Regions from separate parts of the Homo sapiens genome. Here region 1 is linked to region 2. A link is a loop called in an ENCODE intact Hi-C map of the cell type or tissue named here. Cell type or tissue: HepG2. All regions are shown on one strand. Links, peaks and the distances in the headings refer to the core of each region. The heading gives the core; the rest is flanking DNA.

Region 1 (12,228 bases), core at 1,435-9,434, 110 kb before region 2:
TAGCACATTTTCTGTATCCAATCTACCATTAAAGGCACCTAGGTTGATTCCACGTCTTTGCTATTCTGAAGAGTGCTGCAATAAATATGTGCATGCATGTGTCTTTTTGGTAGAACAATATATACATACATATATATATATATATATATATATATCTCCAGTAATGCAGTCATGGGGTTGCTGGGCTGAATGGTAGTTCTGCTTTGAGTTCTTTGAGAAATCTCTAAACTGCTTTCCACAGTGGCTGAGCTAATTAACATTCCCATCAACAGTGTATAAGCATTCCCTTTTCTTCACAGCCTCGCCAGCATCGGTTGTTTTTTGACTTTTTAATAACGGCCATTCTTACTGGTATGAGATTGTATCTTATTTTGGTTTTGACTTGTGTTTCTCTGATGATTAGTTATGTGGAGCATTTTTTCATGTTTGCTGACGTATGAAGATGACATATGTTGTATGTCTTCTTGTTAGAAGTGTCTGTCCATGTCTTTTGCCCATTTTTTAATGGGGTTTGAGCATAGAATATTTTTCCACTGGTTTGTGTCATCTATTATTTCTTTGAGCAGTGTTTTGTAGTAGTTCTCCTTGTAGAAATCTTTCACCTCCTTGGTTAAATATATTTCTAGGTATTTTATTTTATTTTTTTCTGTGGCTATTGTAAATGGGATTGCATTCTTGATTTGGTTCTCAGCTTGAGTGTTATTGGTGTATGGAAATGCTAGTGAGTTTTGACACTGATTTTGTATTGTGAATCTTTACAAAGTTATTTATCAGTTCCAGGAGCCTTTTGGTGGGTCTTTAGGGTTTTCTAGGCGTAGAATCATATCAGTGAAGAGAGACAGTTTGACATCTTCTTTACTTATTTGGATGCCTTTTATTTCCCTCTCTTGCCTTCAAACCAGAGATCTATCTAGGCATGGAGCTGGGAAACCTTTCTGGCCCCAAGTTCTCTGCATGGGGATGGAAGGCAGCCTAAATTCTTATTCCAGTAGAGTGGGTGCTCTAGATGCTTGGAGATCTGCCTGGGTGTGGAGTGTAGAGGGCCTTGCTGGACCACAATCTCTGCACAGATAGGGCGGGAGAGCTCAGGCTGGCAAGCCAGGATAACAGGTACTCTTACTGCTTGGAGATATGCCTGTGCATGGAGTAAAGAGGGCTGTGCTTCACCATGGTGTCTGAACAGGATGGGTGGGCTGGCTCAGGCTGTTGATTCAGGTGAGTGGATGCTCCAAATGCCTGGATATCTGCCAGAGGGTGGAGCAGAGAGGGCCTGGGCTTCACCACAGTCTCCACACAGGAATGGTTGGGTGGCTTGGTATGCTGATCTGGGTGAATGGTAGCTGCAACTGCTAGGAGATCTGCCTGGGCATGAAGCAGAGAGGGCCCTGCTGTACCATGATCTCTGCACAGGCAGGGTGGGGTATCTTAGGTTGCTAGTCAATGTCACCAGGTGTTTCAAATACCTGGATTTCTGCCTGGGAGTGGAGTGGAGAGGGACCCACTGCACCGTGATCCCAGAGAAGGAGGTTGGGCCACCCAGAAATGATACACATAAACCTGTTCTATGTCTCCAAGCTGGTCCTGGCTGCAAGTCTCCTCATCCAGGAGAAACTGGATGAGCAGCTTTCCTCCAGCTCCAGGCCTGTGACAGGGGAGAGCACAATTCCAGTGCCTACTGATGAGGCACTTTCTGTAATTCTGGCTGTAGAGACCTCTACACCACTCCAGAGCAAGCGCTCCAATCTCTGGCCCAAGACAAAAATGCCTGTGCAGCCACGGTGCCAGATTGCCAAAGAATGGCTGACTTTGTATGCACTCGGGTTAAAAACGGCATCCTGCTTTCAGTCCTGGGTCTGAGAAAATGCCTGCAGCTTTTCCCTGTGTCTTTTCCTCTCAGCACTTCCAAGCCTCTCTCCAAGTTAGCTCCAGGACTTGGGAGAAAAAAGTGCTCTCCCTCAGCCTAGGTTGCTGGGATCCCCAGTGGAAAGGTGAGTAGTAGAGGGAGGCTCTCCTCCCCTCTCACGTACTGGGGCTTCACACATTGTCAGCCAGATGCCATCATGAGGGCTGTTTGCCCACGTTCTTCTCCTTGGGAGCTGGAGTATCTTTCACAATATCAGGGGATTCGTGTTGTATTAGTTTGTTCTCACACTGTATGAAGAAATTCCCAAGACTGGATAATTTATAAGGAAAAAAGGTTTAATTGACTCACAGTTATCCACGGTTTTTAGGGGAGGCCTCAGGAAGCTTACAATTATGGTGGAAGGCACATCTTCACAGGGTGGCAGGAGAGAGAATGAGTGCCAAGCAAAGGGGGAAGCCCCTTATAAAACCATCAGATCTCATGAGAACTCATCCACTATCATGAAAACAGCATGGGGGAACCGCCCCCATGATTCAATTATCTCCACCTGATCCCGCCCTTGACACCTGGGGATTATCATTTCAAGATTACAATTCAAGATGAGATTTGGGTGGGGACACAGCCATGTGATATCATCCCACCACTGGCTCCTCCCAAATCTCATGTCCTCAAATTTCAAAACACAATCATGCCCTCCCAACAGTCCCCCAAAGTCTTAATTCATTCCAGCATTAACCCAAAAGTCAAAGTCCAAAGTTTCATCTGAGATAAGGCAAGTCTCTTCTGCCTATAGGGCTATAAAATCCAAAGCAAGTTAGTTCCTTCCTAGATACAGTGGAGGTACAGGCCTTGGGTAAATACACCTATTCCAAATGGGAGAAATTGGCCAAAACAAAGGGTCTACAGTCCCCATGCAAGTCCGACATTCAATAGGGCAGTCATTAAAACTTAAAGCTCCAAAATGATCTCCTTTGACTCTTATGTCTCATATCCAGGTCACACTGATGCAAGAGGAAGGCTCCCACATCCTTGGCAGCTCTGCCCCTGTGGCTTTGCAGGGTGCAGGCTCCTCCCAGCTGTTTTCACGACTGGCACTGAGTGTTTGCAGTTTTCCAGGCGTACTGTGAAAGCTGGTGATGGATCTACCATTCTGGGGTCTGGAGGATGGTGGCCCTCTTCTCACAGCTCCACTAGGCAGTGCCCCAGTGGGGACTTTGTGTGGGGGCTCCAACCCCATCTTTCCCTTCCACACTGCCCTAGCAGAGGGTTCTCCATGAGGGCTCTAACCCTACAGCAAATTTCTGCTTGGACATCTAGGTGTTTCCATATATCCTCTGAAATCTAGGTGGAGGTCCCCAAACTTCAATTCTTGACTTCTCTGCACCCACAGGCTCAACACCATGTGGAAACTGCCAGGCTTGGGGCTTGTGCCCTCTGAAGCCATGGCCAGAGCTGTACCTTGGGCATTTTTAGCCATGGCTAGAGTGGCTGGGAAACAGAGCACCAAGTCTCTAGGCTGCACACATCGGGGGGCCCTGGACCTGGTCCCAGGAAACCATATTTTCCTCCCAGGCCTCTGGGCCTATAATGGGAGGGGCTGCCATGAAGGTCACTGACATACCCTGGGGACATTTTCCCATTGTCTTGGTGATTAACATTCTGCTCCTTGTTACTTAGCAAATTGCTGTGATAGGCTTGAATTTCTCCTCAGGAAATGGGTTTTTCTTTTCTATTGCATCATCAGGCTGCAAATTTTCCAAACTTTTATGCTCTGCTTCCCTTTTAAACATAAGTTGCAATCCCAAACCATATCTTTGTGAATACGTAAAACTGAATGCTTTTAACAGCACCCAAGTCACTTCTTGAATGCTTTGCTGCTTAGAAATTTCTTCCACCAGATACCCTAAATCATCTCTCTCAAGTTCAAAGTTCTACAGATCTCTAGGGCAGGGGCAAAATACCACCAGTCCCTTTGCTAAAGCATAGCAATACTCACCTTTATTCTAATTCCCAACAAGTTCCTCATCTCTATCTGAGACCATCTCAGCCTGGACTTCATTGTCCATATCTCTGTCAGCATTTTAGTCAAAACCATTAGACAAGTCTCTAGGAAGTTCCAAACTTTCTCACATCTTCCTGTCTTCTTCTGAGCCCTCCAAACTGTTCCAACCTCTGCCTGTTACCCACTTCTAAAGTCATCTCCACATTTTCAGCTATCTTTACAGCAGCCTCCCATTACCCAGTACCAAGTTACTGTATTAGTCTGTTTTCAGGCTGTGATGAAAAAATTCCTGAAACTGTGTAATTTATAAGGGAAAAAGGTTTAATTGACTCACAGTTCCACATGGCTGGAGAGCCCTCAAGAAACTTGCAATTATGGCAGGAGGCACCTCCTCACAGGGTGGCAGGAGAGAAAATGAGTGCCGAGAAGTGGGGAAAGCCCTTTATATAGCCATCAGATCTTGTGAGAACCCACTCACCATCATGAGAACAGCATGGGGGAAACTGCCCCCATGATTCAATTATTTCCACCTGGTCCCACCCTTGACACGTGGAGATTATCACAACTCAAGGTGAGATTTGAGTGGGGACACAAAGCCAAACCATATTACCAATTTTCCTTCTCGAATTAATGCTCACAGAGTTGATCTTTGTGCAATATCTTGCTATTTCCAAGTGGTCGAGGCACACTGAAAGCTTCTAATCCACCATCTTGGGAAAAAATAATCTCTCTCTCTCTATATATATATATTTTTTTATATATATGTATATTTTATATATATATAATATATATATAAAAGAGAGATATAGAGATATCTATGAGATACATATAGATATATATATTTATATATAAAAGAGATATAAATATAGAGATATATTTTTTATATATATATACACACATATATACATATAATGTTAAAAAGCATCTTTTCAAATAAATGCTGCTTGCATATGTTAATTTAGTTTGAACAATTTTGGAGTGGATTTCAGGACAGGAGAGAGAAAAAAGCAAAGAGCAAAACAACTCCACTCTAAAGGGAAGTCATAGTTCCTGGGTCTGAGTGGTGCTTCTTGCCTCCATCCTGCCCTGACCCTTCATAGTCTCGTGACTTTCACATTGCTCTAATAAGATATCAAAATTTGAGTGAGGGGTTCAGTTCCTATCTCTGTTCTCCCAGTAATGCAACAAAAAGGGTAACTTGTCCCTCCTCTTTACATTTTAAAATAAGGAAGGGTTGAATTAGCTCAGTGTTTCTCAAGGCTTGATTCACCTTAATTGACTGAAGAGCTTTTTAAAAATCCCAATTTCTTTGGCCCTTGTCATAGACATTCTGATTCCTTTTATTTGGCAGAAGACCCAGGCACTGACCTAATTTTTAAAAGTTCTGTATATGGTTCTCTTGTGCAGGCAGAATTGAGATCATTGGCTTTGCTAAGGTATCTCCAGCACTGACATCCTGTGACTAGGTGGATAATTTAACTCTTCCTAACTCTACAGAAAAAGTGAGAAGCTCTAGAGATTCCACTGGTAACCTCTTCAAGGTTATGTCACATGCTGCCACTAGATGGCGCAGGCAATTCTTGGGACGGAGGAGATTCTGGTTATTTGGGATTTTCATTTTCCCTGTGCAATATACTTGAGACACTCAGCTTAAGAAGCTTCGTGGGGGAATGACATTTTAGCTCCTTTCCCAAAGCTCGAGGCCCAGAAGGTAGAGCTGTTTTGCTTGACAAGTTGATAGAGAGAGACTCATTAAATAAACGTTCTATCGTCTGAAGGGAGAAAGTAAAACCCCCGGCATAAATATTAGTTCACATTTTTCTTATTATTTCCAGCAGGTGTGTGTTCTCCCCTTCTCTGTGTCTTTCTCTCTCTTACTCTTTGTTGGTGGCCTCTTTTTACCTTTATCTTTTCCCTTTTCTTGGTTTCTGTCTGTAACCACTGTTTGTAAACTGGTTATGATGAATTTACAGGTGGATTAAATCTTAGTTTGCCACCTTTGTCGTAGATAAAAATTTTAGGAATCCAAAAACGATACCTACACAATATTCTTAGAAGGGTGAACACATTCAGGTTACAATGGAAAAATTCTTATTCAGGAGACTTCCTCTGCAATGTTGTTTGTTCATAGCAGCTGTGGTAGCACCCGCCAAATCCAGGAAGAAAGAATTTTATGCCGTATCAGGGAAAAACAGTCAAAATCCTTTCCTCTTTACAGCACAATTCGGGTGACGGCCAAAGCTCTTAGTGTACATACAAGTAGGGGTTTTTGCACAATAATAGGGTGTGCTTCTCTGATGCTTTTCACTGGAAGACCACATAGCACATTGCTGCTTTATTCCATAAAGCTGCCTCTTTCCCCTGGGCTGTCAGAATAGGAAGATGTGTTGTGATTTTTTTTTTCAAAGAGATTGCATTCCTTCCCTGGCTTTGTCCCAGCCCAGCTGCTTGTTGTTCAGGGAGATGCTGCGCTTTTGGTGCCAGGATATACCACTGTGCTTTCTTTTTCCCTGAGTGACATATACTGATGGGTCACTGCCTGAAACAGTGGAACAAGGCATGGTGTGTGTCCACCCGTGAAGATCCATTGTTTATTCTTCCCTAGTTTCCATCTAGCAGCATCAGGTTCCCATCTTCATTAAGAAACAAAACAACCGACCAAACAAATAAAACCCCACAAACAATGCAAAATAAACCACCACAAATGCAAGAAAAAAGTCTTTTTTAAATTTTACATTAATAGCTAACGTTGAGTGCAAACTATATTCTGGATATTGTTTTAATCACTTGTCATATGTTGTGTCATTAATCCTCACATCAGTGTCATGAGCTAGGTCCTATTATTATCCCCATTTTACAGATGAAGAAATTGAGTAAAAGTAGGGTTAAGTAAGTTGCTCAATGTCATGCAGCTGATAAGTTGCTGAGCCAAGCTCTGATTCCAGGCAATCTGACACAGTACACCTTAACTCTGTATCTAGATTCCAAAGGGTTGTGTATTGGAGTAACAAGCAAGTAAAGGATAGATTCTCCAATTGGATAGTTGTTAGAAAAGGGTGTATTTCCTGTTAATGTAGCTATATTTCTTTTGGTATAAGATTCAACAGATGCTCCAAACCCAGTTCTACCCCATGCTGGAGGACCTAAGTACATTGTGGCATACCCACTTCTTACTGGCAGAAAAATTAAAAGGCGGGAAACTTCCTTCTCAGTTGTGACTGGGATCATTTAGTGTGTCTGCACAATCCTAAATAAATTTGGAAAGTGAACAATTGGGAGGACGACCTACTTTTTTTTTCTGACTCACTTCTACACTACTTAAAAGTAAATAGGAATAGGGGCTGATATATAAGGCATTTGGGAGCTTTTTCTCGTTGGTCATACATTAACCTCTTTAGGTCAACAGAAGTCTGGAAGAAGGAGGCCACCACACACTCTGCCTAAGAGTGTGTTTTTAGTGTAATTCATGCTGTATTGGGCATGAAGAAAGCAGACAGCTTTCTGAAATGAGCTATTTCCAAGGGAGTACAATCATATTGCAAAGAAAGCACCTAGAAGGAAGAAATTCATCCTATAATTAGGGCTCTGAAATATTTTCAATCAACATATAGGTTGGTGCAAAAGTAATTGCAGTTTTTGCCATTGAAAGTAGTGGCCAAAACTGCAATTACTTTAGCACCAACCTAATATCATGAAGAAAGAAAAGAAGCACAGTCCTTGCTAGAAAACAGTGATAATCTCAATAGAAGAATCTAAGAGCTAGAAGACTCAGTTGGAAACAGCAGAATCGGGCCAAATAGGAACAGCTCCAGTCTACTGCTCCCGGCGTGAGCGACACAGAAGACGAATGATTTCTGCATTTCCAACTGAGGTACTGGGTTCATCTCACTGGGGAGTATCAGACAGTGGGTGCAGGACAGTGGGTGCAGTGCACTGAGCATGAGCCGAAGCAGGGCGAGCATCGCCTCACCCGGGAAGCACAAGGGGTCAGGGAATTCCCTTTCTTAGCCAGGGAAAGGGGTGACAGAGGGCACCTGGAAAATTGGGTCACTCCCACCCTAACACTTTGCTTTTCCAACCGTCTTAGCAAACGGCACACCAGGAGATTGTATCCCACACCTGGCACGAAGGGTCCTATGCCCACGGAGACTTGCTCATTGCTAATACAGCAGTCTGAGATCAAACTGCAAGGTGGCAGCGAGGCTGGGGGAGGGGCACCTGCCATTGCTGAGGCTTGAGTATGTAAAAAAAGCACAGGGAAGCTCGAACTGGGTGGAGCCCACCGCAGCTCAAGGAGGCATGGCTGCCTCTGTAGACTCCACCTCTGGGGGCAGGCATAGCCAAACAAAAGGCAGCAGAAACCTCTGCAGACTTAAATGTCCCTGTCTGACAGTTTTGAAGAGAGTAGTGGTTCTCCCAGCATGCAGCTGGAGATCTGGAATGGACAGACTGCCTCCTCAAGTGGGTGCTGACCCCCGAATAGCCTAACTGGGAGGCACTCCACAGTAGGGGCAGACTGACACCTCACATGGCCGGGTACTCCTCTGAGACAAAACTTCCAGAGGAACGATCGGGCAGCAACATTTGCTGTTCGCCAATATCCGCTGTTCTGCAGCCTCCGCTTCTGATACCCAGGCAAACAGGGTCAGGAGTGGACCTCCAGCAAACTCCAACAGACCTGCAGCTGAGGGTCCTGACTGTTAGAAGGAAAACTAACAAGCAGAAAAGACATCCACACCAAAACCCCATCTGTATGTCACCATCATCAAAGACCAAAGGTAGATAAAACCACAAAGATGGGGAAAAAACAGAGCAGAAAAACTGAAAATTCTAAAATCAGAGCGCCTCTTCTACTCTACTCCAAAGGAACGCAGCTCCTCACCAGCAATGAAACATGGAGAATGACTCTGACGAGCTGAGAGAAGGCTTCAGACAATCAAACTACTCCAAGCTAAAGGAGGAAGTTCGAACCCATGGCAAAGAAGTTAAAAACCTTGAAAAAAGATTAGACAAATGGCTAACTAGAATAACCAATGCAAAGAAGTCCTTAAAGGACCTGATGGAGCTGAAAACCAAGGCACGAGAACTACGTGACGAATGCACAAGCCTCAGTAGCCAATTCGATCAACTGGAAGAAAGGGTATCAGTGATGGAAGATCAAACGAATGAAATGAAGTGAGAAGAGAAGTTTAGAGAAAAAAGAATAAAAAGAAATGAACAAAGCCTCCAAGAAATATGGGACTTTGTGAAAAGACCAAATCTATGTCTGATTGGTGTACCTGAAAGTGACAGGGAGAATGGGACCAAGTTGGAAAACACTCTGCAGGATATTATCCAGGAGAACTTCCCTAATCTAGCAAGGCAGGCCAACATTCAGATTCAGGAAATACAGAGAACGCCACAAAGATACTCCTCAAGAAGAGCAACTCCAAGACACAGAATTGTCAGATTCACCAAAGTTGAAATGCAGGAAAAAATGTTAAGGGCAGCCAGAGAGAAAGGTCGGGTTACCCATAAAGGGAAGCCTATCAGACTAACAATGGATCTCTCGGCAGAAACTCTAGAAGGCAGAAGAGAGTGGGGGCCAATATTCAACATTCTTAAAGAAAAGAATTTTCAACCCAGAATTTCTTATCCAGTGAAACTAAGCTTCATAAGTGAAGGAGAAATAAAATACTTTATAGATAAGCAAATGCTGAGAGATTTTCTCACCACCAGGCCTGCCCTAAAAGAGCTCCTGAAGGAAGCACTAAACATGGAAAGGAACAACTGGTACCACCCACTGCAAAAACATGCCAAATTGTAAAGACCAGCGAGGCTAGGAAGAAAGTGCATCAACTAACGAGCAAAATAACCAGCTAACATCATAATGACAGGATCAAATTCACACATAACAATATTAACCTTAAATGTAAATGGGCTAAATGCTCCAATTAAAAGACACAGACTGGCAAATTGGATAAAGAGTCAAGACCCATCAGTGTGCTGTATTCAGGAAACCCATCTCACATGCAGAGACACACATAGGCTCAAAATAAAGGGATGGAGGAAGATCTACCAAGCAAATGGAAAACAAAAAAAGGCAGGGGTTGCAATCCTAGTCTCTGATAAAACAGACTTTAAACCAACAAAGATCAAAAGTGACAAAGAAGGCCATTACATGATGGTAAAGGGATCAATGCAACAAGAAGAGCTAACTATCCTAAATATATATGCACCCAATACAGGAGCACCCAGATTCATAAAGCAAGTCCTTAGAGACCTACAAAGAGACTTAGACTCCCACACAATAATAATGGGAGACTTTAACACCCCACTGTCAACATTAGACAGATCAACGAGACAGAAAGTTAACAAGGATATCCAGAAATTGAATTCAGTTCTGCACCAAGCAGACCTAATAGACATCTACAGAACTCTCCACCCCAAATCAACAGAATAGACATTCTTTTCAGCACCACACCACACCTATTCCAAAATTGACCACATAGTTGGAAGTAAAGCACTCCTCAGCAAATGTAAAAGAACAGAAATTATAACAAACTGTCTCTCAGACCACAGTGCAATCAAACTAGAACTCAGGATTAAGAAACTCACTCAAAACCACTCAACTACACGGAAACTGAACAACCTGCTCCTGAGTGACTACTGGGTACATAATGAAATGAAGGCAGAAATAAAGATGTTCTTTGAAACCAATGAGAACAAAGACACAACATACCAGAATCTCTGGGACACATTCAAAGCAGTGTGTAGAGGGAAATTTATAGCACTAAATGCCCACAAGAGAAAGCAGGAAAGATCTAAAATTGACACCCTAACATCACAATTAAAAGAACTAGAGAAGCAAGAGCAAACACATTTAAAAGCTAGCAGAAGGCAAGAAATAACTAAGATCAGAGCAGAACTGAAGGAAATAGAGACACAAAAAACCCTTCAAAAAATCAATGAATCCAGGAGCTGGTTTTGTGAAAAGATCAACAAAATTGATAGACCACTAGCAAGACTAATAAAGAAGAAAACAGAGAAGAATCAAATAGATGCAATTAAAAAATGATAAAGGGGATATCACCACTGATCCTACAGAAATACAAACTACCATCAGAGAATAGTATAAACACCTCTACGCAAATAAACTAGAAAATCTAGAAGAAATGGATAAATTCCTTGACACATACACCCTCCCAAGACTAAACCAGGAAGAAGTTGAATCTCTGAATAGACCGATAACAGGCTCTGAAATTGAGGCAATAATTAATAGCTTACCAACCAAAAAAAGTCCGGGACCAGACAGATTCACAGCTGAATTCTACCAGAGGTACAAGGAGGAGCTGGTACCATTCCTTCTGAAACTATTCCAATCAATAGAAAAAGAGGGAATCCTCCCTAACTCATTTTATGAGGCCAGCATCATCCTGATACCAAAGCCTGGCAGAGACACAACAAAAAAAGAGAATTTTAGACCAAGATCCCTGATGAACATCAATGCAAAAATCCTCAATATAATACTGGCAAACCGAATCCAGCAGCACATCAAAAAGCTTATCCACCATGATCAAGTGGGCTTCATCCCTGGGATGCAAGGCTGGTTCAACATATGCAAATCATTAAACATAATCCAGTATATAAACAGAACCAATGACAAAAACCACATGATTATCTCAATAGATGCAGAAAAGGCCTTTGACAAAATTCAACAGCACTTCATGCTAAAAACTCTCAATAAATTAGGTATTGATGGGACATATCTCAAAATAATAAGAGCTATCTATGACAAACCCACAGCCAATATCATACTGAATGGGCAAAAACTGGAAGCATTCCCTTTGAAAACTGGCACATGATAGGGATGCCCTCTCTCACCACTCCTATTCAACATAGTGTTGGAAGTTCTGGCCAGGGCAATCAGGCAGGAGAAGGAAATAAAGGGTATTCAGTTAGGAAAAGAGGAAATCAAATTGTTCCTGTTTGCAGATGATGTGATAGTATATCTAGAAAACCCATCGTCTCAGCCCAAAATCTCCTTAAGCTGATAGGCAACTTCAGCAAAGTCTCAGGATACAAAATCAATGTGCAAAAATCACAAGCATTCTTATACCATTAGCAGACAAACAGAGAGCCAAATCATGAGTGAACTCCCATTCACAATTGCTTCAGAGAATAAAATACCTAGGATCCAACTTACAAGGGATGTGAAGGACCTCTTTAAGGAGAACTACAAACCACTGCTCAATGAAAATAAAAGAGGATACAAACAAATGGAAGAACATTCCATGCTCATGGGTAGGAACAATCAATATCGTGAAAATGGCCATACTGCCCAAGGTAATTTATAGATTCAATGCCATCCCCATCAAGCTAC
Region 2 (12,228 bases), core at 2,362-10,361:
ATAGTCATTCCACTGGAAAATGTGAAATAGTCACTCAAGGAAGGTGCATTTTAATAGTATAGGGCAAATGTGGTGGGAGGACGACTTGAGCCCAGGGGGTCCAGTCTGTAGTGAGCCCTATAGTGCCGCTACACTCCAGCCTGGGTAACAGAGTGAGAACCTGTTTCAAAAAGCAAAAATATATAGAGAGAGTATTGAAAAGCACAATTTTTGAGCAAACATTTATAGATACATATTCCTTTGTTATACACGTTTTTTTTTTAATTGAATGGATCCCATGTACCATTATATAGATTGTGCTTAAGAATAATAAAAATATATGGAGAGTTACTTATAGAACTAATTTCAGATAAATTTTAAATATGTAATACTTCAAATTTTCTTAAATATACCCAAAATATTTCCTTAATTTTACAGAACAATAAAATGTCTGATTTCTGGCAGTCTTTTCCATGCCCAGGCTAGACAATCTATAAACATATTGTCTAACTCTTCAAGATACCACTATGACTTGCAAATTGCATATCTGAATTGCATTAACAGGTTGTTTATTCCTGCTCTTGTAAATTTTCCCTTATTTCTAATTAAATTTGGAACAGTGTGAAAAGGTTATCTGTTTGGCTTTAGTGATCATTGAATATGTATCTTGTCACATAATTGACATGAAGATTTCCTAAACTGACATTAGTGGTAATTTGAGTCTATTTGAGGAATCACAAAAGTTTACTGAAAATAGCATTATGACTGCTATTATTTTAAATTGGAGACCAAAAATGCATAGCAATCTATTATTCTATGAAAAGATTCAAACAATGTTTATCCAGCGAAAATAACTGGGTAGGTTGCAAGATCAATTTAAGTTTAGTTCTGACATGCAACTTGTCCAAACTAAATCACCACATAATTTTTCTAATTGATTAGTGTATGATGAGCTGTAAAGATTGTGGAAAGACACATTGAATTTGTCACAGAAAGTTTAGTCTCCTCCTACGTTCAAAATCATAATCATCAGTATTTGTTATGACTCTCAAGGTTCTATTAATATTAATGCTTAGCTGTAAGGAAAGCCAACCTGTCTTGAATACTGACTGATACTCATTTACAAATAGTTTCTGTTTCAGTGTTAATATATTTCTGGTTTCTTTTTATTTGCCTTCCATTCTAAAGAACATGCGCATAAAGCAAGATCTTACTAAGAAAAGGTCTCTATGCTTCAACCTTGAATTTCTTATTTTAATACTATGGTCCAGAGCAGGTACAGGTGATTTCCTCATCAATCTCAGCAAATACAGCTGAACTCCCTGAGTGGTAAAAGACTGACCTAATGAAGATGCATTATACCAAAACCATGGAGAAAGTGAGAGAGGAAGAAAAAAAGGAACACCTTTTTTTTTTTTTAATTTGAGAGGCTTTATGATATATTTTTTGTTCTTATTTGTTTTATAAAATATATTTTACGTCCAGTTCAGTTACAAATTAAAGATACATAAGCTCTTTCTTTCAATATGAGGTCTTAAACATGTATTACAGGTCATGGCTATTGGTCGTACCTTTGAGGAGAGTTTCCAGAAAGCTTTACGGATGTGCCACCCATCTATAGAAGGTTTCACTCCCCGTCTCCCAATGAACAAAGAATGGCCATCTAATTTAGATCTTAGAAAAGAGTTGTCTGAACCAAGCAGCACGCGTATCTATGCCATTGCCAAGGTAAGATGTTACAAGGGGCCCACAGCTACTAGTTGCTTTTCCAGAATGTAGTCAGTCTGGACATTAAAATAAAACTGAATCACAAAGTGGTTTTAAATCAGGGATTTTTGGAAAATTTTTAATTCTTTTATAGTATTAAACTGGAAACATCTATAGATTTCATTAGAGTCTTTTACAATTAATGATAAATTATCATTTTTATTTGACTTTAAGCCTGGATTTAAGGGCAAATTGCAGTTTTAAAGGATGATTAAATAGATAAAATGTCCCCCTTTTTAAGTATACTTAGTACTAATACTCAAGTAGATTTGACTATATTGACTTGTCCTTTACTATTAACTTTATTACATGTTCCTTGAATGTGTAAAATTGTATTGTAGAAAGGAAGGTGCATACAATAATGTCCCTTAGTATGTGCCACTTGAGTCTAGAATAATCTTAATTTATTTGCTTCTCTTTCTGTGTTTAAAAAACAGCAACAGACTATAAAGGCCCACATGATTATAGGGTTTTCCATGTAATTATTTTATTGGTCTTACTTTCAGGAAAAAAGGCCCTACATTTCTCACTTCCCTCCACTACTTGCTTCTCATGCAAATTAAATGCCATGTTAATCTACTTTTATATTTACTGTGCTTAGAGTTTTGAAGTTTCAGCTCATCTGATTTTATAAAAGGTGACTTGGGCAGCTGGAATCTGTCTGGTCAGAAATCCCTGAAAGGCTTTTTGACATTTAAGGAAGCACAAGCGTTAATCCTCCAACAGTATCAAACCGCACTGGTTCTACAAAGCTCTACTGACCATTTTATGTTTGTGTGTGTGTATGTGTGTGCATGTGGGATGAGTCGGTGAAAACATGAACTTTCTCTTTAAAAGGATTCCCGTCTTTGTAATTTGCCTGTGTAGAAACAGAAAAATGTTGTTAGTGATTTTGAACTCATCGCAACTTTTATGTCCATATTTTGAGTCCTTAAGAGACCTGAAGGAGAGGAAGGGATATTTCCTTAATTGCATCCAATGTATATTCTCCTCGCTCTTATGGTTTCTAAATGGAAAATATTTAAGCCCTACTGAAATTCTGGGAGTTGCTATTATCTCTTGATGGACATTTTCCCATGTTGAGTTTCAAGGTAATTAGAATTTTTCTCTGGCGGTGGCGGGTGGGATAGCAGTGATAAGAAGTTATTTTAGAAAGCCATTTCACCTTCATCATTTATTATCCCTATTTCAGTCTTTTATTTAAGAAGCAGCTCATGACATTCATATGTGTGTGTGTGTGTGTATATATATATATAAAATTTTTTTCTCAGGCAAAGGACAGTAAATAGATTTTTTCCTTAAGTCTAGCAATCATGTTTCTGCCACTTTGAAGGAGATGAAAAAGGCAAGCATTTCCAAGTTCCCAGCTAAGCTGTAAAACTCAAGCAAATCTCTCATTCTTTTCTAACAGACTTATAAAAGATGAGAATCTGGGAAAAATGTGTGGAGGTTCTTTCTTTCACAGGGTACCCTATGTATGAGCAAGAAGTGCAGGGGCTGCGTGTAAATTATTGCCTGCTCGAGTGCTGGGAGAAGGAACTGATTTCTGTTTGTTAGAGGTCATCATTACTGTTCATTTCAACAGCAGCCGGGAACTTGGTGATTTTGACAGAGAGTGTAAGGACGGTGGAGGGCTGAAGGGGAAAAAGAATGAAGGGAGTGTGTAAATCTTTGCTTGCTTTCATGAGTCTTAGAAAGAGCAACTTGCTCTGAGGTCTGATTTTTACAGCAGTCTTATTTCAGGATGACTGGATCATCACCTCTTTTGATTTGGGGAGAATGCGGGGCATTATTTTTGATTTTTGGAACATTAAAGTAACCTCAAACTTGTTTGGGGGTCATTATAGACTTCATTACAGTGATGTTACATAGCAAAGCTGCAGTGCTTGGAGATGAGGTCTTAAGACTGGCAGGATCTTGCTTGCTGTTGAGAAATCATGGATTTTTTTTTTTATCCAGTCTATCATTGATGGGCGTTTGGGTTGGTTCCAAGTCTTTGGTATTACGAATAGTGCTGCAATAAACATACGTGTGCATGTGTCTCTATAGTAGAATGATTTATAATCCTTTGGGTATATACCCAGTAATGGGATTGCTGGGTCAAATGGTATTTCTGGATCTAGATCCTTGAGGAAATGCCACACTGTCTTTCACAGTGGTTGAACTAATTTACACTCCCACCAGCTGTGTAAAAGTATTCCTATTTCTCAGCATCCTCTCCAGGATCTGTTGTTTCCTGAATTTTTAATGACAGCCATTCTAACTAGCATGAGATGGTATCTCATTGTGGTTTTGATTTGCATTTCTCTAATGACCAGTGATGATGAGCTTTTAAATGTGGCACATATACACCATGGAATACTATGCAGCCATAAAAAAGGATGAATTCATGTCCTTTGCAGGGACATGGATGAAGCTGGAAACCATCATTCTCAGCAAACTAACACAGGAACAGAAAACCAAGTACCACATGTTCTCACTCATAAGTGGGAGTGGAACAATGAGAACATATGAGCACAGGGAGGGGAACATTTCACACCGGGGCCTGTCGGGGGGTGGGGAGGTAGGGGATGCATAGCACTAGGAGAAATACCTAATGTAGATGACAGGTTGATGGGTGCAGCAAACCATCATGGCCCGTGTATACCTATGTAACAAACCTGCACGTCCTGCACATGTATCCCAGAACTTAAAGTATATATATATATATAAAAGAAAGAAATCATGGATTTGACTGTAGTCCTTTCCTTCCTTCCAGTGAAATGACTACAGGATTCTAGGCCCTCCCTCACTGTATGTGCTTGTGTGAAAACCTCCTTTGATCTCTTAAAAGTTTCAGTAACTTAAGGTTCTCTCCACCTCACAGTGTAGATGGCCGACAGCTAATTGTGCCTTTAATCACTTAGAAAGTAAGACAGAATATTAAGTCTTTGGGAACCTGACTGTAATTACAGGGAGAATTAAACAAAAGAAACATACATTGACTAGGAAATGAACATGGCTTTGAGTATTTCTGTTAAATGTCATCTTACTCTAGTCAACAAAATTATGAGCCATGCCATATCTCAACAATTATAATCATGGTCTCTCTGATACTATCATTATGTAAAAGCTTTAAGAAAAGTAAGCTCCCTGGGCTGAAATATACCAGCAGAGTTACTAGTTGCATATATTTCTTAATGGGTCTTAAAAACGCAGTGTGTTATTCTAAAATATGTTGTTCTGGAATATTTTCAGATTTTTCACAGGGTATATACACGTACACATACACACATACAAGAATAAGAGTAGACATCTTTTTGTATAAAGATTTTGGTTTTGAGAGTTTATCTCTTTTTTCAGTTAAATTTTCTACTCAGCTTAATGACCCATAGTTGTAGTTTTACTTTTGAGAAATTGATAAAGTAAGCTTGAGGAAGAGGCTGAGCTGCCTATCAGAACAGAAGTTATTACTACATTGTTTTGGAATATATTAGGATTTTAAAAAATGCCTGCCTTAGCACAAAAATCATAGTGACTGATTCAAAACAATTTTTTATTTGAAGTCCTCTGTGAGGAAATATTCTGGAGGAATAAAGCCAAGCCAGATCCGACCCATAAATTCTCACTGACTATTGTATGTTTGTGTGAATGTGGAGTGAGGTGATAAAAATATGCTATCTCCTACAAGATAACTATCAACACTACAAGTTAAGAGATCATTATATTAATTCTAGATTTTCTTACCAATTTGGCTTAACTGTAGTTTCAAGAGACTTTCTTTAATTCCAAAGAGATGTACCAAATTTAGGGTATAATGGGTAACACAATCAAATAAAGAGGAGCGAGTCAAAACCTGTTAGGAGATTTTTCTGAGAACACACCACTCAAGGCAAGCACCTACTCTGTATGCCATTTGTGGATATAGTTGGCACCATCTTTATGTTTATTGGAAGGAATGTCAGTGATGTCAGTTTCATGTTTTGTAACTCAGTCTACAGTCTCGGGCTCTCTAAATAACACACAGAGGCATGACTGCTATGTATTTTAAACCAAATAAGACATTTAGAAAAATGTTTGCCAAAGAAAGTATCTCTTCTCCTCTTGGCAGGCCATTGATGACAACATGTCCCTTGATGAGATTGAGAAGCTCACATACATTGACAAGTGGTTTTTGTATAAGATGCGTGATATTTTAAACATGGAAAAGACACTGAAAGGCCTCAACAGGTAAGGCAGTGCTGCTCTCATTCATGCCAGACACCTTCAGTGCAATTTTTAAAGAGTCTTCTTCCTACTCTTAAGCATTTGGTCTACATTGTGATTCAATGAGGTAGATAGTGCCATTGTTGGAAAATAGTACCCGTAGCCAGAAGACAAATGGCAGGTTTTTTTTTTTTTAGATGTTTACCTTTAGAAATGTATCCATTAATCTTTTTAATCATCTTCTATTCCCACCCTTGTCATCAGACATAGTAATAAGGTCTTTTGAATGCACAAAATTGGTATACATTGATGAACGTGTATTATTTAATTATGAAGTATTATCTAGATTTAAATTTTATTAATCAATTAAATGAATATTTGTTTTCTATAAATTTTCCTCTACATTCTGAAGTCTGTTTTCCCCTTTTAATATCAATCTATACATTGCTGTATATTGAGGAGAAAATGCATTCCTTTTGCGCTCTACTGTTTTTAAATTGGGACATTCAGTTCAGCATACAATTAAGCCACATTCAGGTTTCTCTTAACAGACTCTTCACCTCTGACTAATTTACATTTTTATCTCCATCATGGCCAATTATTTTTAAACTTCATTTTATGTTGAGAATATTTTGATAATGTAGTCCTTAAAATCTACTTTTAAATTTTTCATGGGAAACTGCTGGGGCACCTTAGGCTGATGAAAGCATGGATCAGTTTTAAACATCTATCTTCAATAAGAGGAGCATTTATTAGCAGATTAAGAAAGACAATATAGTCCTCTTGAACTTCTTCCCTCTGAAAGCACTCTGAAATACACTACTATTGGAAAGACGTCTTACCTGCAAACTAGGGATGTGTTTAGAGAAGGAAAAATTTTGTTTGTATAAAAATTGTTCTCAAATGATTTGACAAAATGTAGATACTTTAATCACTTAAAATATCTTTGAGGACAGTGGAAAATCTCAAAACCTGGATTGCTCAACTATTTAGCAATTGCAACATATACTTGGGTTACTGTATTTGCCTGATCAATATGTGTACAAACTAGGTAATAAAACACTTGCTTTTCTTTTTGAGAAAAATTAGGTTCTTTTTCATCTATTTAATTATTGCCCATGTCAAATGCTTGGTTTTGAAAACTGAGGAATTCTATCTGACAAAGATGAAACCAGCTATAGTTGCTTGTAAATCATCCTTTCTAGTGATCACATAAAATGAACAGTAGACAGCAAATAATTTAGGAATTGAACCTATACATTTATCTTATAATTTTGCTGACTTAAGTTTCCCTTTCTTGGTTTATGATGCCAGCAGAACTTCTGTGTAAAATTATAGTCTGTTCTACTGTTCTCAGTTTCAGGCAACTGATTTCAAATGCCTATGAAACCACTCCAATTAAGCCACATGGGGGTGCTAGAAACTTATAGTATGCCAGTCACAGCAGTGGAAAAGACCTGGGGTGGAAAATAGCAGATGTTATTGTGATTTAAATTTCCACTTGACATACGTTCTGATTTTTGGACAAATTCAATGTTTTAATTGAATAGTTTTCGTTACAACCAGAAGGCAGGTTGAGATTCTAACTAAGCATAAATAAGGGTATATTGATAGTGAAAAAGGTCCTTGGAGGATTAAAACAACACACTGTTACAGATCATTTATAATATTTTTCTGACTTCCACATTCTGTTGCATTTATTTGCCGACAATTTGACATTTTCAATCTCCATTTTCTGGCATAAATATATTTGTAAATAGGGATATTTTCTATTGTTCATAATGATCTACATTTAAAACTCTTTATGTAAAGCTTTATATCATTTCAAAAATTTCAAAAACTTACACTTAAAATCATCTCTACTGTATAAATTTGTTTTTGATCCAGGGAGGTTGAAGTGTCTATTATATAGCAAAAGCTAAAGTAAACCTGAAGTGGAACTCACAGATGATCCACGGCGTTAGCAAACCTAAACCCTGAACTCATTATCTGAGTGTCACTTTATGGTTTAATTCCTTTCTTTTTGAAGTGTCATTGATGCACGCATAGCAATTTGATAATGATTGTTATTTAGCGGTATTAGATAAATAACAAGAATAGATGGCCACTAAAGCTACCTGTCTCCATCATTTTGTGGCACATAGGGGTCTGAAGTTGAAAGAATACGACAGCTGATGGAATGAATGTTAAGTATGTAAGGCCTTGAGTTTCCTTGCCCTATTTTAATTATACTCACCATTAGTCTGGGTCTGAGTCCTCTGCTTTTTCTCGGCCCCTCAATATCCAGGGAGGCTTAGTCATCAAGGTACGTACTGCTCCAACAGTAACAAGAGCTCCCTATTAATGACCTATAGCTGACTTACATATTGCGAGTTTGGAGAGAGGCTGAGAAGATTAGTTGTTCTTTTTCATTTGTATTTATTTATGGTTTACTTTGAAGATCTCAACTGCTTCTGTGTTAGAATGGCTGTCTTTAGCTGTAGGCCTAGGAGCTAGCGATTTATTTGGTGTGCGTTCAGAGAACTCCAAAATTCTCCTGCCTCAACATCTATCTCTGCTGCCAATGTACCGCACTCCCTTTGTACTTTTCATAGAGATCCTTGAGAAGACAGGCAGTGGGGCTCTCACTTGGGAAAAGAGAAGTAAATTAAGAGAAAAAATATAGAATGCTAGACGTGGGTTTTCTGGTTCCACCCTTGTGCATTGGAAGGAGCAGACTATGGAGCCAGAGATTGGTGCGCAGTCCTCCCCACTGTAGAATCAGACGTACATCACCTCTTTCATTTCTCCAGATTCATGTTCTTTCTCTTAATCTCTGCTTCTAGTTTTTTTGTGAAGCTTAATTTATATAAGTATAAATGACATCTGACATATTGTGAGGGCCCAAGAAAATTTTTCCTCTTTTCCCCTGAAAATAAAAATGCTACTTGTTGTAATAAAGGTTACTTTATGATTTTAGATATGTATTATATATTATGATTTTAGATATGTAGATATGATAGTTAAATATTTAAAGATTCATTTTCAGACTCACAATTTTTATTTGCTTTTATATTTTGCAATGTATCATTTCTTAATTTCCTTTATGATGCATCACTTATTTTAATATCAGACCTATTTTTTAAAGGAAGCAATTGATAGCTACGATGCAAATGCTATTCTTATTAAAAGATAAATAGCTTTCCCTTATGCTAATGAATAAAAATTCCTACTCTACAGTTGTTAATCAATCTCGAGTTCTAAAGTCCGATAAACACATTTAATAGCAGAGGATGAGCATATCATTAAATTGATGGTCAGTCTCTGACTTGTGTTTACATATAGTCATCTGAAATGAAGTTCAGAATTTGAGTCCCAAATAGACTATACCCACGCATGGACACAGGGAGGGGAACATCACACACCGGGGCCTGTTGGGGGGTGGGGGGCTAAGGGAGGGATAGCATTAGGAAAAATACCTAATGTAGATGACGGGTTGATGGGTGCAACAAATCACCATGGCACGTGTATACCTATGTAACAAGCCTGCATGTTCTGTACATGTATCCCAGAACTTAAAGTATAATATAAAAAAAGAAATATAAAAACAAGAACATAGTTTATGTTTGAAATGTAAACAATAAATGTGCTTATTTATGCAATAGCTTCAAACAATATATTTTAAGATAAAATACAATGGAAATTATTAAAAAAGATATACTCACATATTTAGTATATATAAATATTCACAGACTGAGATGGGGAAAACAAAACAATGATTGTAACTAGGTAGATATTATGGAAATAACTGATGAGTTTTCCATGCCTGTGAGATAGTAGAAATTATAATCAGAAACCCTTCTCTTTGAAGGGGAGAGATAAACATGTTTCATGTTCATGATTACGTATGAAGTCTCATCTTTCTGCAGGGTGATGAGACAAGAGGGATAGGTGTATTAGGCCATTCTTGCATTGCTATGAAGAAATATCTGAGACTGGGTAGTTTATGAAGAGGTTTAATTGGCTCACAGTTCTGTAAACTTCACAGGAAGTGTGGTGCTAGCATCTGCTTGGCTTCTAGGGAGGCCTCAGAAATCTTACAATCATGGCGGAAGGCAAAAGGAAAGCAGCCGTGTCCTATGGAAAAAGCAGGAGCCAGCCAGAGAGAGGGAGTCGGTGGGGGAGGTGCCACATACTTTCAGACAACCAGATTATGCAAGAATTCACTCACTATTGCCAGGAGAGCACCAGGGGGTTGGTGCTACATCATTCATGAGAAATCTGCTCCCATTATCCAGTCACCTCCCACCAGTCCCCATCTCCAACACTGGGGATTAAATATCAATCTGAGATTTGGGCAGGGACAAACATAAAAACTATATCAACAGGTATCAGAATAATCAACTCAGCATCCTAGCTTTGAGTGCTTGCCCCCTCAGAACTCAGTATGCTGTCTCTAATACCTGAATATAGTAGCAATGGCAACCCTCACAAGACTTCTGAAGCAATATCTATTCTTACCAGCTTAGGTAATAACCATTATTTAGACAGCTTCAGCCAAAAAAAGATCTCTTTCCTGTTTACGCTCACTGACTTTCTCCTTTTCCACTTAAACTGCTTATTGCTACCCAAGGGCATGGTAGGGAAGCTGACTGTTCTAGGCAGTTCCCCAAATTTATAGGCTGGTGTAGTAGCATTAACTGACCTAGGGTGATAACATATTTACAGTGGATTTCTTTAGGATTTGAGAAGTTTCTTTTTACTCAGTACGATATAAGTTGTGTCATGTAGGATTCGAATACTTGTTATGTGTATGCTTTGGAATTTAGATGTTTAATGGTCACCAAAGGTCTTTTAACTTCACATTGTCAGATCACCCTGCAAGGAGTTTGAGGAAAATGAAGTCTATATAAATTTTTAGTGGAACCACAACATGTGCATAATCTCTGTCCATTAGCTTTCACTGCTAAGCTATTGATATTTTAGTCTATTTTTCCCATACTCACTCTCCCAATGCCGACGCTTTCACATATTGTGCTCTTCCCATGTAGTATTTTAATAAATACCAAAAGAAAAATATCCTTACTCCGATCTGTAAGAAATTATAAAAATCTCACCTATAGTTCTTTTTTCCATTAGTGCATAGATTCAATTTTGGTCATGTAAAGATCTCCTGCCTGGAGAGAGGAAATGCAGGTACCATAAATCAAATAAAGATGTCAAATGTCTTCACCAACTAGGTTCTTCTGATATAGCCTATTCCTTATTGTAACCAAATAATGAATTTATAACTCTTAATACTGAAACTTGAATTTTGATTCAGTTTAATAATTCTGAATGCCTTCCAAGGGTAAGATAATAATCACAAAAATTTTTGGACTACATATTAAGCACTGTTCTAAGCACATTATTTTGTTTAATTCCTAACACAACATTAAGAAATCAGTGATTGTCCTAATTTTATTGATAGTAAACTGAGGCACTGAGAGATTCAGCAGTTTCCTCTACATCACATACTAATAAATAACAGAATTGGGATCAAGTCTAAGCAGGACTCCAGAACCCAGGATACTTGCTATTTAACCCCTTATATTTGATATATAATTATATTCTTATATACTTTTTACTTTAGTAAAAAGTAAACATTGTTTTTATGTACAATGTTGCTATTTATGTGAGCAATATTGTGGATGAAGCTTAGAAAGAATACTTACATGTAAGTATATACCTACATACTTAAATATCAAATATAATATATTTATATTTGTGTATACCATAGATGACTGCTTAAAAATAATACATATATGTGTATGCTTATATACTTACATATCAAGTATATGGTATGTAAGTGTGCATGTAAATATATTAAATATATGTAAACATAAGCATATATATACACACACAGAAACAGGTTTGCTTGGGGTATAGAAACAGATTTGTTTAGAGGTGTAGATAACATCTAGAGGAAATAAGAAGTAAGACTACCTAAAATAGACAGCTTCAGTTTAGAAACAGTAGCCAATAAAGGGGTGATAGTCCTATCATGGTAGAATCAGCATATATAATGAAGGTTTCTACTATATTATTAATAAACAAGCACAGGTACAAATATCCTTCAGTTGGACTCCCCTTGCTATAAGTATGTAAGGAATTCAACTATAATAGAACTTGTGAGAAAGAACTATTTCAGGACTTTACACCCCCAAGCATTATTATTTATAATACCAATTTGGATTGGCAATTTTATATTGAAAGACAATCATGATACTTAAAAAAAAAAAAAAGACACATGAACAGGCAAGAAAAAAAAAGTGAGAG

The links. Hi-C counts contacts between places; a loop is a spot of excess contacts. Peaks named below come from ENCODE experiments on the same cell type or tissue, not always from the same donor. Only the 100,000 strongest peaks of a DNase experiment are listed, where the experiment ranks them.
Region 1: it touches region 2 in a loop (5-fold over the local background); 4 of 110 quality-filtered maps call a loop at or near these places.

Annotation. Positions count from the first base shown.
Region 1 is chr2:210,497,765-210,509,992 of GRCh38, forward strand. It overlaps a transcript of CPS1 not described here. Among named protein-coding and RNA genes, the nearest start is that of LANCL1, 27 kb to the left of the region's middle. In HepG2, for the core only: a CTCF peak has its summit at 5,432 (motif pointing right); a DNase peak (open chromatin) is centred at 5,427.
Region 2 is chr2:210,610,587-210,622,814 of GRCh38, forward strand. CPS1 (carbamoyl-phosphate synthase 1) reads left to right here. Exons shown (of 38, transcript NM_001875.5): 20 at 1,531-1,707; 21 at 5,837-5,955. CPS1-IT1 (CPS1 intronic transcript 1) reads left to right here and starts at 6,985. Exons shown (of 1, transcript NR_002763.2): 1 at 6,985-9,290. In HepG2, for the core only: a CTCF peak has its summit at 7,347 (motif pointing right); a DNase peak (open chromatin) is centred at 7,355.